3 separate regions of the Homo sapiens genome follow, and regions 1 and 2 are each linked to region 3. Evidence: chromatin contacts called from ENCODE Hi-C or POLR2A ChIA-PET data. All regions are on one chromosome and are shown on one strand. The core of a region is the stretch at or near the end of the contact, and the rest is flanking DNA. Distances in the headings are between cores, read along the strand shown. Region 1 holds the start of TTBK2 (tau tubulin kinase 2). Region 2 holds the start of BUB1B (BUB1 mitotic checkpoint serine/threonine kinase B). Region 3 holds the start of OIP5 (Opa interacting protein 5).

Region 1 (3,679 bases), core at 393-2,892, 1.6 Mb before region 3:
TGTGCCTGGCCCCTATAAACTTCTTTAATTTTAAAGAAAAATATTTACAGAAACCCTAATGTTTTCTTATTCAAATTATGTGATTGGTCAATACTCTGAAATGAATGAAGTACTCTATTAGACATAGTAATAGAAAAAGTAACGTGTGGTTTTAATCAGTAGAAATAAAAAACAATTTGGCAACATCTTTATGTTTGCATAGAACAAGATGAGCTGCATCATCACTTGCCTTTAATGTACATTTTGTCCTGCTTTCAATCCAAGGATCTGGACATGACAGAGAGTAGAGATGCCTGCTGTTTTTAAAAAGAATGGCAAGAGGCTGTGGCACTTCCTGAGCAAGAAGAAACAGATTCTATAGGAACAGTTCCAAGATTGAATATAGGATTAGTCATTTACCTTTCTATATTCTTAATCAGCTTTAATGACAATGTCACTTGAGTGAAGAAAAGGATTTAAAGTAAAAATGAAGTTCATAATTCATTACATTCTTTCCATTCATGGCAGAACCCTGGGGATCATTGTGATTCTTAAGTAGAAAGGACATTAGATGTGGGGCGTATGAGAGACCTGAGTTTTGGTTTTGCCACTGATTAGTTTATAGCCTTAGGAAAGCTGTTTAGCGTTTTTCATGTGTTTTCTCTACTGTACACTGGTGGGCAAAGATGGGAGAGGTGCTTAATCTTAAGGTTTTCCTTCGCCAAAGCGACTGACACAACACTAAATAGAAACGCATCCTGCACAGCGTCCTTGCTCCGCCCTCCTCGCTTTTCTTTGAAAGTCTTTGAGCACCTCCCGCATACACTTGCTCAGCATCGCATACTGGTGTGCACCGGGGCTGGCCATTGAGTCTTTAGCTGGTGGTGTTTCACAAAGGGAATGAAATCTTGTTCTTGGGTTGTGAAACCGTAAGGACACTCCGGTCTCCAAGTTGACATTCGTTTATGGAAGTGCCCATCTCCTTTCCTCGTCACACCTAAGGCCCTTCCCCAGTCCCCCAAAGATGATTAGCTTCACGTTAGGCGGTTCTGGGGACGGCGCCAATTTGCGGGATGCTGTCAGCGCTGATGCTGAGGAAGAGGATGGATCCTTAAGGCTTGCAGGGCCTCACGATTTGGGCCCTTCATCGCGACTGCCTCAGTGTGTAATTTCGTATCGTGACAAAGCATTTCCGATTTTATTCCGAAAAGCCCAACCATGGGGTCCCAACCATCCCTCTATAACCAATTTAACTGTCACGCTAGGAGAACACCTATGTGCGCAAACTACTTGTCTCGGAAGCCCTACTTCTCTCCTCGGGACAGGCGGGGAGTTGCGGCTATGGCTGGAACTACGAGGCCCAGAATTCCTAGGCGCATGCGCGCTGCCATTGTGATGCTCCTTTCCCGGTAACTCGCCCTCTCAGGCAAACCTGAAGATAGCGGCAATTCTCCGGTGGGGGGCGGAGACGGTTTCTGCCCGACTCTCCGCCCCCTTCGTGATAGGCAATGGGACTAGCCAACCGACGCTGCGAGTTCGGAACGCACTCTCCAATCAGCACCTGTAGCGGAGAGGTGGGCGTGCGCGCTGGCAGGGCAGGTGGGCTAGGCTGTGTCGGGTTACGAGGGGGGAGAATAACGTCGGGTCGGGTCAGCGGGCTCTGCAGTAGTCGCCGCAGCGGCGATGGGAGCGGTGGGGACGAGGCGGCGGCGGCGGCAGGAGGGGGAGCAGGTGCTGGCACAAGAGCAGCGGCTTGGGGGAGCCGGCAGCAGCAGTAACAGCAGCAGCAGCCGCCGCCGCCGCCGCCAGTAAACGCGGACGGTACCCCAGGGGACTACCCAGCCGGCCGGCCCTGGAAGCCGCGCTCGGGTCCCGCCGCAGTCGGCGGTGGGGGATGGGCAGGCAGTGGCGGTCCCGCCTGCCGAGGGTTAACCCCCGCCGGTCCCGGTCCTGAGCTGGACCAGAGCCCTCCTCCAGAAACCCCTGCGTCCGCCACGGCCCAGGTAGGACACACCCCCCGACCCCCCAGGGCGCCGCCCTCCCCCAGTCTCGACCCCCTCCTCCGGCCGCACCCCTCGCCGAGTGACCGAGCCTGCTGAGGAGGGGAGGGGTACCGGGGACTTTCAGTTCGCTGCAAGCCCGGGGCTCGTGCCAGACCCCGTCACTCTCCATCTCGGAGATCGTTCTGGTTCTGCCCGATTTCCCCGAAGGCTGCCGCCTCGTTTTGCCCCAGGCTTTGGGTGTCTTCACTGAACTTGGAGGGTCACGAAGCTTCGTTCTGCGTCTCTCTCTGTGGGTGACCCACATATCACTTGTACCCATGCCACTTCTGGTACCAGCACCGAACACGAAGGATTCCTAGGAAATCTGAGCGCTTATTTCCCACCCCGCCTCCCCAACTATCATGGAAAGGAACATGGGACTACTGAATCTGTTTGCTGTGTTGTAACGACAGTGAAGGCCGCGACTTTCTTGTACTTAGGGTGCTGAAGTAATGATCTGAGGGATTTGCTCGTCATTTGCTGTGGCAGAGATGATGTTGACACCCTGGGATGCTGTGGGAGGGACAAAAGACTCACGTATATGTTCTGTCAAATCGGAGAAGTAAATAATCCATTGGGATGCCAGGATACTTTATTCTACAGCGAAGTTAATTTTGTATCCGTCGAGGCTACAGTAGAGGTAAAAATGACATTGAGTTGTACTTTGCTTTGAATTAAAGTTGATGGGTAGCAGCAATCCTGGTATTAACTCTTCTCTCTCATCGCTTTAGAAATTATTCTTTCTTTGAACATTAAAGAGGACAGTTTTATTATACACTTCTAATAATGTGAAGATGTTTTGTAATTCAGTAGAAATTGAGTTTCTGTGTGTGTAGGAGGGTCATGTTATGAATGGGCACATGTAGACACACACGCAGAGGGAGGATCCACTCAGTGTGTTTTGTTAACAATGTTTGGTTCTGAGCCATTGATAATAGTTGCATTGGTATCTAAACCCTGATTTGCCACAGTATAACACAAAGATGTGTTGGCTGTGTACCTTTGGCTAAATGGAATAGAATAAAGTTCATTTGGGGATAGAAGGGGGAAATGATTTTAACTTATCAAGGGAATTGAATGCTATGTATTGCTTGCTTTATTTCCTTTTTTTTTTTAAATAAAGAAGCAGTAATGATGACAAATATAGCTTAATATGATTAATCTTGAGGCATTTGTCTGAAGTCAAAAAATGTTTCAAATAATGTGTGTGTTATATTGTGATCTATGCAAATTGAAAACATTGAAGGAAATCTTTGATTTAGAAGCTTATGTTTTCCTGTATGATAACATTTTATCAAGACACCGAAGGGGACATATGAAGCATGGTTTTAAAGGAAAGTTTCTCTTAACATTTTTCTTTTATGATAGAATGTTAGGAAATGCTTTCTTCCCTCTTCCAGTTTTAGACACAGAAGAAATTAAAGTCCATAACTTCATTAATTTAATATATAATATCAAGTTGATGCAAATTTGTACATTGGTTAGGGGGCTGAGAATAATATATCTTGCTCATTATCTTGTACTATGGTTAATACATAATTTAGTAAATTCTCTATTGCATTATATATGACTTTAGATTGTTGTATCTTCTTTTGATTTTAAGTGTTGATTATTTTAATACTTCAGGAAATCTTCAAGAGGTTAGACCTCATTTGCTT
Region 2 (3,760 bases), core at 786-3,285, 1.2 Mb after region 3:
AGACACGCCAATTAACAGGCACATCTTTGGGATGTAGAAGGAAACTGGAGTACCTAAGGAAACCCATGCAGACATGCGGAAAACATGAAAACTCCACATACACAGCAGCCCCGCAATGAATTGATTTTTTTTCTCATCAACATTATAACGAAACGATGTTATACCAGGACCTGCTCTATATTGTGTGAACTCTGTAAAGGTAAGGGCTATGCCATTTATTTTTGTATGCCCATGATCTAATACGAGATATAACACTATTATGCCCTGTTTGTTGAATTCATCTGAACTTTCTTCTCTTGCTCTTAAAAATAGTGAATTACACTATCTCAGTTAAATATCCCAAATTGAGCTAAGACTGCCCCCACTTCCTCCCAGACCTGCTCCTCCCACAGTCTTCCTCTTTCTCAAATAAATGGCAATCCCATTCTTCAGTTACCCAAGCCAAAAATCTTAGTGCCAACTTTGATGCCCTTCTCATACCCCTCAGTCAGTCAGCAAGTCCTACTGGTTCTACCTTCAAAATATATACAGAAATCAACCACTTATCATCATCTCCACTGTTTTCCACCTGGCTCAACTCACTTTTGAGCTGAATTATTTCAATAACCTCTTAACTGGTGTCCCTTGCTTCCATCCTTTGCTGCCTTTAGTGTATTCAACACTACAGCCAAAGTGACCCCATTTAAACCCAAGTCAGATTATGTCTTTCCTTTGCTCAAAACCTTCCAATGACTTTTGATTACAACTAGAGTAAAAGCTAAGTCCTTACAATCTGCATCTTCACCATTTTTACATAATATCCTTTTACTCTTCTAGTTAATTCTGCTCCAGTGACAATGGCCTTGGACATGCCAGGTGCAACTTCCTCCCCTAGCTCTCACCCTCAGCCTTTGTACTCTCCTCAGATATAGAACCTCTAGCTTTTGAGATTCCTTCAAGTCTTGACCAAAGTGACATCTCCTCAGTGAGACTCCAGTGTTCAAGTTAAATTGCACCAATCCCCACCCCCAATATTCACTACACCCAGTTGCTTTATTATTTTTTTTAGTACTGACCACATCTCCACCTAACAGTTTGTCTTTATTGTCTGACTCCCCCACCTTCATCCCATGCCAGAACTTAAGCTTCATGAGGGTTGAGATTTTTGTGTCTGTATATTTGCTGCACTCAGAGCTTAGCCAAAAAAATACTTGTTACATGAATGAAAGAGCCCATGACATAGCACTTATCTAGGTATTGCGGGCACCACAGTGAAAACACATACAGATTTCCAACCTAGAACTGCAATATAGTTTTTTTAATACAAGGAAAAGCCGCAAACATGCAGAAAAAGGCTTTTAGATCTCTATGTTATTGGCATAATTTAGATCTCTATGATATTGGCTAAAGGCTTTCAGATCTCTGTGCTATTGGCATAGCACCTGCCATTTGTTGAGCGCTTATTTGGAAGCAGTTACTTAACAAATACTTTGAATTCCCCCAGAACCACGTAAGGCAGCATTAACATCAGCATTTTCCATACAAACGATTTGCCCAAGGTCAAACAACTAGCAGGTGGCTGAGCTGAGTTACAAACAGACAACATTGCAACTTCCAAACTCTTTGTTCCGCTGGGGTCCCGCAGCCTTCTTCGCTTTGAAGCTGGATGCGGCAGGATTCGCACGTGCCCTCAGTCCACTGCGTTTTCACCTCCACCTCCGGCATTCTACTCCAAAAGGAAGGAGGCTCCGGTGGGGTCTGTTCTGACGGTGCCGATCTCCCCCTCGACTGCTCCGAGCGGAGCCTTCTATTACCTACCAGGCCGTGTCCTCTCAGGCCCAGCCCCCAGCAGCTTTCTCCCGTACCTACCTCAGAGCACCCCCTTCCTTCTTCACCGCCGCCATCCTGCATTCCTGGCTCAGGTCCTCGTCCTGCTGCAGGCCTTTCCTCTGGGCCACAGACCGCCTGGGCTTTCTTCCGCAACCTGCCCTCGGAGCTACAGAAGCGACCAAGGCACGTACACGACTCCCTAACAAACCGGCCACCTCAAGCCCACACCCCTAGCCGCCAAGTTTCAAATTTAACGGTCCCGCGCGGTCGACGTGGCCACGCCCCTCCGCTCCTCCGTGCTCTCGCGTCTCGCCCAAGGCATTCTGGGGCTTGTAGTTTATGCCTGTTTAGTCCGCGAACTCGCGGTGCATAATGGGAATTGTAGTTTTTGGGATTCAATGGCCGTGGAAGTGCAGCAGGCTTAGGCAAAACAAATACCCCCAGGTGCTGTCTTGAGTCGCGGCTCGAAGCCGAGTCTCTGAGCCGAGCGAGGAACACTTAAAGCACCAGAACTTCTTTGCTGTTTTGAGTGTTGGGAGATGTCTCTGAGTGCTTGCACTTGGCGTGACTCTTGTAGGGTGACTACCCCTGCTGTCTGCCCCAAATCTCACCCGTCCGGAGTTCTTAGGCCACTGACCTAGCTGTTTCCTGCCCCACCCTTGAATTCAAAAAGCTGGATTCTAGTTCTGTAAAATCATACCAAATGTGCAACCTTAGGCAAGCTACATAATCTTTCTGACCATCAGTTTTCCTCATCTATAAAGTGATGATACTGTCTTGCTTTCTCTTCTGCTCAGTCCACAAGCAGTAAACACAGCCATGCTATGGTTCCCAAGGTGTTACCTCTTTTCCCCTTCAGGGGACTAGCCTTGACTGACATTAAACTGTTTGTTGCAATTTCAATTTTCTGAGGAAGAAATTGTGATAGCTCAGATGTGACCAGGGGAGTAGAGTCTTTTTGTTTGTTTGGTTGGTTGGTTTTGTTTTAGAGACAGGGTCTTCTTCTTGCTCTGTTGCCCAGGCTGGAGTGCAGTAGCCCCATCATGGGGCTACTGCATTCCAGCCTCCAACTCCCGGGGTCAAGTGATCCTCCCACCTCAGCCTCCGCAGTAGCTGCGATTACAGGCATTAGCCACCTTGAGGAAGGAACAGGGTCATTTAAGAAAGCCCAGGTACAGGGGAGTTCTCCTTTATGACTGTGGGGATGGTCAGAGAGGTGGCACTTCCCAGAGGCAGATGCTGAGGATACTGTCCACTACCCTCTGGTTCTTAGTTCCCAGCTTTCTGTCTTTGTTCATGTTATATAAGTCCTTCTTTCCTCTGAATCATCAGGACTCTTGATTCCAAAGAAGTAGAAATCCAACTTAAATCGGCCTACTCAGAAAAGGGAATTTACTGTCTTTTATATATAAAAGACTTCAGATAAAGCTTAACCCAGGACTCATGTGGACTGGGCCTCTCTCCATTTCTCGCCTCTACTCTTGTTGTTGGCTTATTGTCATTCTCCATTGGGTAACAGATTCACGACTTTATCCTTACAGGTTCAAATTCAGACTTAGGAGTCACCCTGCTTAACCCCTTCCTCCCAAACAGTCACTGGGGATAGTGGATTCAGGGCTTTGATTGTTCAGAACCAAGTCATGTGTTTCACCTTGGGACTGAGAGAGGGGAAGGGGTGATTCCTCATAGGAAATTTTGGTTACTCTTTACATCAAAGTCCTCCACATCCAGGAAGCTTTCCTGGATCATATGAGGTGTGGTGCGTGGGATTCTCTCACTGGCTCATTTTATCTCTTACCTTATGTCAGTACTGGCCTAGCACTTCATTTTCTTTCAACAGGGTGTCCTGTTCATATCTACAGCTTCTCAATTTTGACTATTTCCTACAAACAATCTTGGAAACGTAGTGTTTGGTCTTTTGATCTCAGTCTTTCCTATAACCTAGTCGGAT
Region 3 (3,751 bases), core at 1,201-3,700:
AAACCTAAAAAAGTAGAGAGAATAGTGCAATCCCCCCATGTACCTATCTCCAGTTTCAGTAATTATTAACATTCTTCTGTTCTTACTTCATCTAGTTTCCCTCTCTTTTTCCTTGAGTATTTTACAGCAAATTTTACAGGTATCATAACATTTCACCTATAAATACTTGATTCACATATAAATACTTGATATGGGCCAGGCGTGGTGGGTCACGCCTGTAATCCCAGGACTTCGGGAGGCCGTGGCGGGAGGATCGCTTGAGCCCAGGAGTTCAAGACCAGCCTGGGCAAGATGGTGAAACCCTATCTCTACTAAAAATACACACACACACACACAGCCAGGCAGATAAAGGAGAAAGAAGGTGATCTGAGGCTAGAGGGTCAAAATGAGCAATGGGACAAAGATAGATAAAAGTGCCAAGTGTTCAGGGATGCAGCCTTGGATAAAAGATTCTAGCTAGGCAGCAAAAAAGCCTAAGGAATTTAGGCTGAGATATTAAGGCTTTGTTTACGAAGTATAGAGGAGCCACTAACCACTACAGCCCAGAAATATCCCCAAGGAAAACCCTTTGGTCATTCAGCCCCAACAGGCACTTAGGCCCTGATTATTTTGTTTAAACAATTTAGGTCGGGTGGGGTGGCTCACGCCTGTAATCCCAGTACTTTGGGGGCTGAGGCGGGCGGATCAGGAAGTCAGGAGTTCGAGACCAGCCTGACCAACATGGTGAAACCCCATCTCTACTAAAAATACAAAAATTAGCCAGGCGTGGTGACACGCGCCTGTAATCCCAGCTACTCAGGAGGCTGAGGCAGGAGAATCGCTTGAACCCAGGAGGCGGAGGTTGCGGTGAGCCGAGATGGCGCCACTGCACTCCAGCCTGGGCGACAGAGCAAGACTCCGTCTCAAAGAAAAAACAAACAAACAAACAAATAAAAAAAAAATTGTGACGATTGATTTAAGCATTTACTCACTGTCAGTATCACAGCCTGCAGGAGAAACCTCCAGAGTATATAGCAGTATTATGTGGGAAGTCTCAACTATTAACAAAATATATAAAACCGCTATCCTACATTAAATCCCCAAATCTTCTTCTAACATCTTGGGTTTTTTGTTTGTTTTTGTTTTGTTTGAGACTGAGTCTCTCTCTGTCACCGAAGTTGGAGTGCAGTGGTGCGATCTTGGCTCACTGCCACCTCGGCTTCCCAGGTTCAAGCGATTCTTCTGCCTCAGCCTCCCAAGTAGCTGGGATCACAGGCAAAAAGCTTGGATCACAGGCGTGTGCCACCACGCCCGGCTAATTTTTTAAGGGCCAGGCTGGTCTCGAACTCCTGACCTCAGGTGATCCGCCTGCCTCGACCTCCCAAAGTGCTGGGATTACAGGCGTGAGCCACAGCGCCGGGCCAACTCTCCAAACATCTTGTAGCCTCGGAGTCAAAGACCTTACTGGTTTTGATAGAGACCATCAACCCAACAGTCATCAATAAAAATTTACCCAAGGAGGTGCTCCCCTAAAAGTCGATTTTTTTTTTCTGACAGGTCCATCAATAAAGTATCAAGAGATTATCGGCAATATTACAAATCACTGGAGTCTGTTTGGGGTTTTCCAGAAGCTGAGCCAATTATTTACTTAATTGTCTAACGATTAACGACACCCCTTGTGCTTTCTGGGCCTGAGTTTCGTAATCGACGCCCTGAGAGGTATACAGTAATTTCAAAACAAAACAAAACAAAAAACAATAAACCATCCCTCGGAATAGAGCTTATCATGTGAGCACCCAGACAAGCCAGCTTCAAAATGAGGTGAAAACTACAGTTCCTCTTCCGTTTATCAGAGTTCTAACTGGGACTACCGTGAACCACATCTACTGCCCGAGGGGCAGGGAGAGCTGCCTCAGTCCCGGGCTTCCCTCTCGGTCCCTTCGCACCGCATCTCCCCGAGGCCGCTATTCCCGCCGCGCCCGCCCAGGGACCCGCACCGCCAGCGCCGTACCCTCAGGTTGGCCCGGAGACCCAGACTCTTGGCTAAGTTCTGCAGGTCACTGTACTTGAGGGAGTCCAGCTCCTCTAGAGAGGGGATGATCATCGCGATTCGAAATCCCGGCGATACTCGGAAGATGGATCACCAAACTTCGTCAGCGCGGTTCAAATCCCTGGCGCCACTCTTAACTTTGACTAGGCAGAAATTTATAGACAGTTTAAATGAAGAATGCCGCGCTTCCATTGGTTGAAAATGCCTCAAAGGCGGGGTTTCTAACCCTGACCAATAGAAAGGCTGATTTCCCGTCCCAACAGAGGCGCGCTTTTTTCACACTTCACGAATACGCAGGCGCCAAAGGGCCTGTAACGCCTGTTCAGGTAACGAGTGCGCGGACTCGGACTCCAGTGCTTGGATTGCCCATGATGTCCAATGAGGACGCAGGAGCTGTGCTTGGGGCGGGGCCTGGCGTGTATTCGAAAGGAAGGCGCCGGCTGCGGGAAGATGGCGGCTCAGCCGCTGCGGCATCGCTCACGTTGTGCAACGCCGCCCCGGGGGGACTTTTGTGGTGGCACTGAGAGGGCGATTGACCAAGCTTCTTTTACGACCTCCATGGAGTGGGATACGCAGGTGGTGAAGGGGTCCTCGCCGCTCGGCCCCGCAGGGCTGGGGGCTGAGGAGCCAGCCGCCGGCCCGCAGCTGCCGTCTTGGCTGCAGCCTGAGAGGTGCGCTGTGTTCCAGTGCGCACAGTGTCACGCAGTGCTCGCCGACTCGGTGCACCTCGCCTGGGACCTGTCGCGGTCCCTCGGGGCCGTGGTCTTCTCCAGTGAGTGCAGTGAAGCGTTCGGGAAAGGCAGAGGCTAGCCCGAGAGGGTGTTCCCGCTTTCTCCACCGGGTGGCGGAGAACCACCTGGGGAAGAAAACGGGATGAAAAGTTGGAAGCAAATAACTCCTTGGCCTGGGGATGGGGCAGGGAATCGGGGAGTCTCCTGATATTTACGGCCAGGATGAGTCTGTCTAGAGGAGAGATTTTCCATTTCAAGGCCCGCAGAGTATGGGTTCTGACCCGTGTTTGTCTTCCTAGGAGTTACAAATAACGTCGTTTTGGAAGCGCCCTTCCTAGTTGGCATTGAAGGTTCACTCAAAGGCAGGTACGTATTGATAATTACATTGGTCTCTAGTCCCTGACTTTATGAGACTGAGGATCGTGGAACTGACATGTACGAGGAGAAAACAGTTTGGGATGCTGCTTTTACCTGTTTGACTCTTATATGAACTTGATGTATTAATGAAATGAAAAAGTTGTATTTGTGTATTGGTTTTAGGATCTTCCTGAGGGCCACTTCTCCCAGGTGGCTTGTACAAGTGAAGTGAGGCTAAGAAAGATGTATCTAGTAGTGGACAAAAGAAAAAAATAACCTTTTGGTTTACAGTGAGAATAACATACTATAAACTACAATCCTTTTAGATATTAGAACTTTTTGATACAGGGTCTTGCTCTCGCCCAGGCTGGAGTGCACTGGTGCGCTCATAGCTCACTACAGCCCCTACCTTCCTGGCTCAAGCTATCCTCCCAACCTCACCCTCCGGAGTAGCTGGGACTACAGGCACACAGCACCACTCCCGGCTAATTTTTAAATTTTTTGTAGAGGCCTTAGTATGTTGCCCACGCTTGATATTAGAACTTTTAAGTTTGCGATTATGGTTAGTTTGTAATAAGCTATGCCAGGGCTAATTCTTCAGTAACCCCAGAAACTGGAGAAAAACACAACTAGA

Evidence for each region. Hi-C counts contacts between places; a loop is a spot of excess contacts on that map. ChIA-PET counts read pairs that join two places held with the same protein, here RNA polymerase II (POLR2A). Pooled maps may share reads with other maps.
Region 1: a map of CD8-positive, alpha-beta T cell shows a loop between it and region 3 (7-fold over the local background). The contact joins the promoter of TTBK2 here to the promoter of OIP5 in region 3. A Hi-C loop is called at or near these places in 1 of 168 maps with a recorded cell type or tissue (CD8-positive, alpha-beta T cell) and 7 of 50 pooled maps. POLR2A ChIA-PET finds 5 or more read pairs at or near these places in 1 of 52 experiments (GM12878).
Region 2: a pooled map shows a loop between it and region 3 (11-fold over the local background). The contact joins the promoter of BUB1B here to the promoter of OIP5 in region 3. A Hi-C loop is called at or near these places in 6 of 50 pooled maps. POLR2A ChIA-PET finds 5 or more read pairs at or near these places in 2 of 52 experiments (activated CD4-positive, alpha-beta T cell and activated CD4-positive, alpha-beta memory T cell).

The regions. Positions count from the first base shown.
Region 1 is chr15:42,918,741-42,922,419 of GRCh38, reverse strand. TTBK2 (tau tubulin kinase 2) reads left to right here and starts at 1,642. Exons shown (of 15, transcript NM_173500.4): 1 at 1,642-1,982. RefSeq lists enhancers at 1,021-1,120, 1,323-1,823, 1,824-2,324 and a silencer at 1,641-2,050.
Region 2 is chr15:40,159,344-40,163,103 of GRCh38, reverse strand. BUB1B (BUB1 mitotic checkpoint serine/threonine kinase B) reads right to left here and starts at 2,035. Exons shown (of 23, transcript NM_001211.6): 1 at 1,849-2,035. The coding sequence starts at 1,883. RefSeq lists enhancers at 880-1,644, 1,652-1,781, 1,802-1,901.
Region 3 is chr15:41,331,290-41,335,040 of GRCh38, reverse strand. OIP5 (Opa interacting protein 5) reads left to right here and starts at 2,450. Exons shown (of 5, transcript NM_007280.2): 1 at 2,450-2,801; 2 at 3,060-3,126. The coding sequence starts at 2,480. NUSAP1 (nucleolar and spindle associated protein 1) reads right to left here and starts at 2,160. Exons shown (of 11, transcript NM_016359.5): 1 at 1,991-2,160. The coding sequence starts at 2,083. RefSeq lists an enhancer at 2,437-2,696.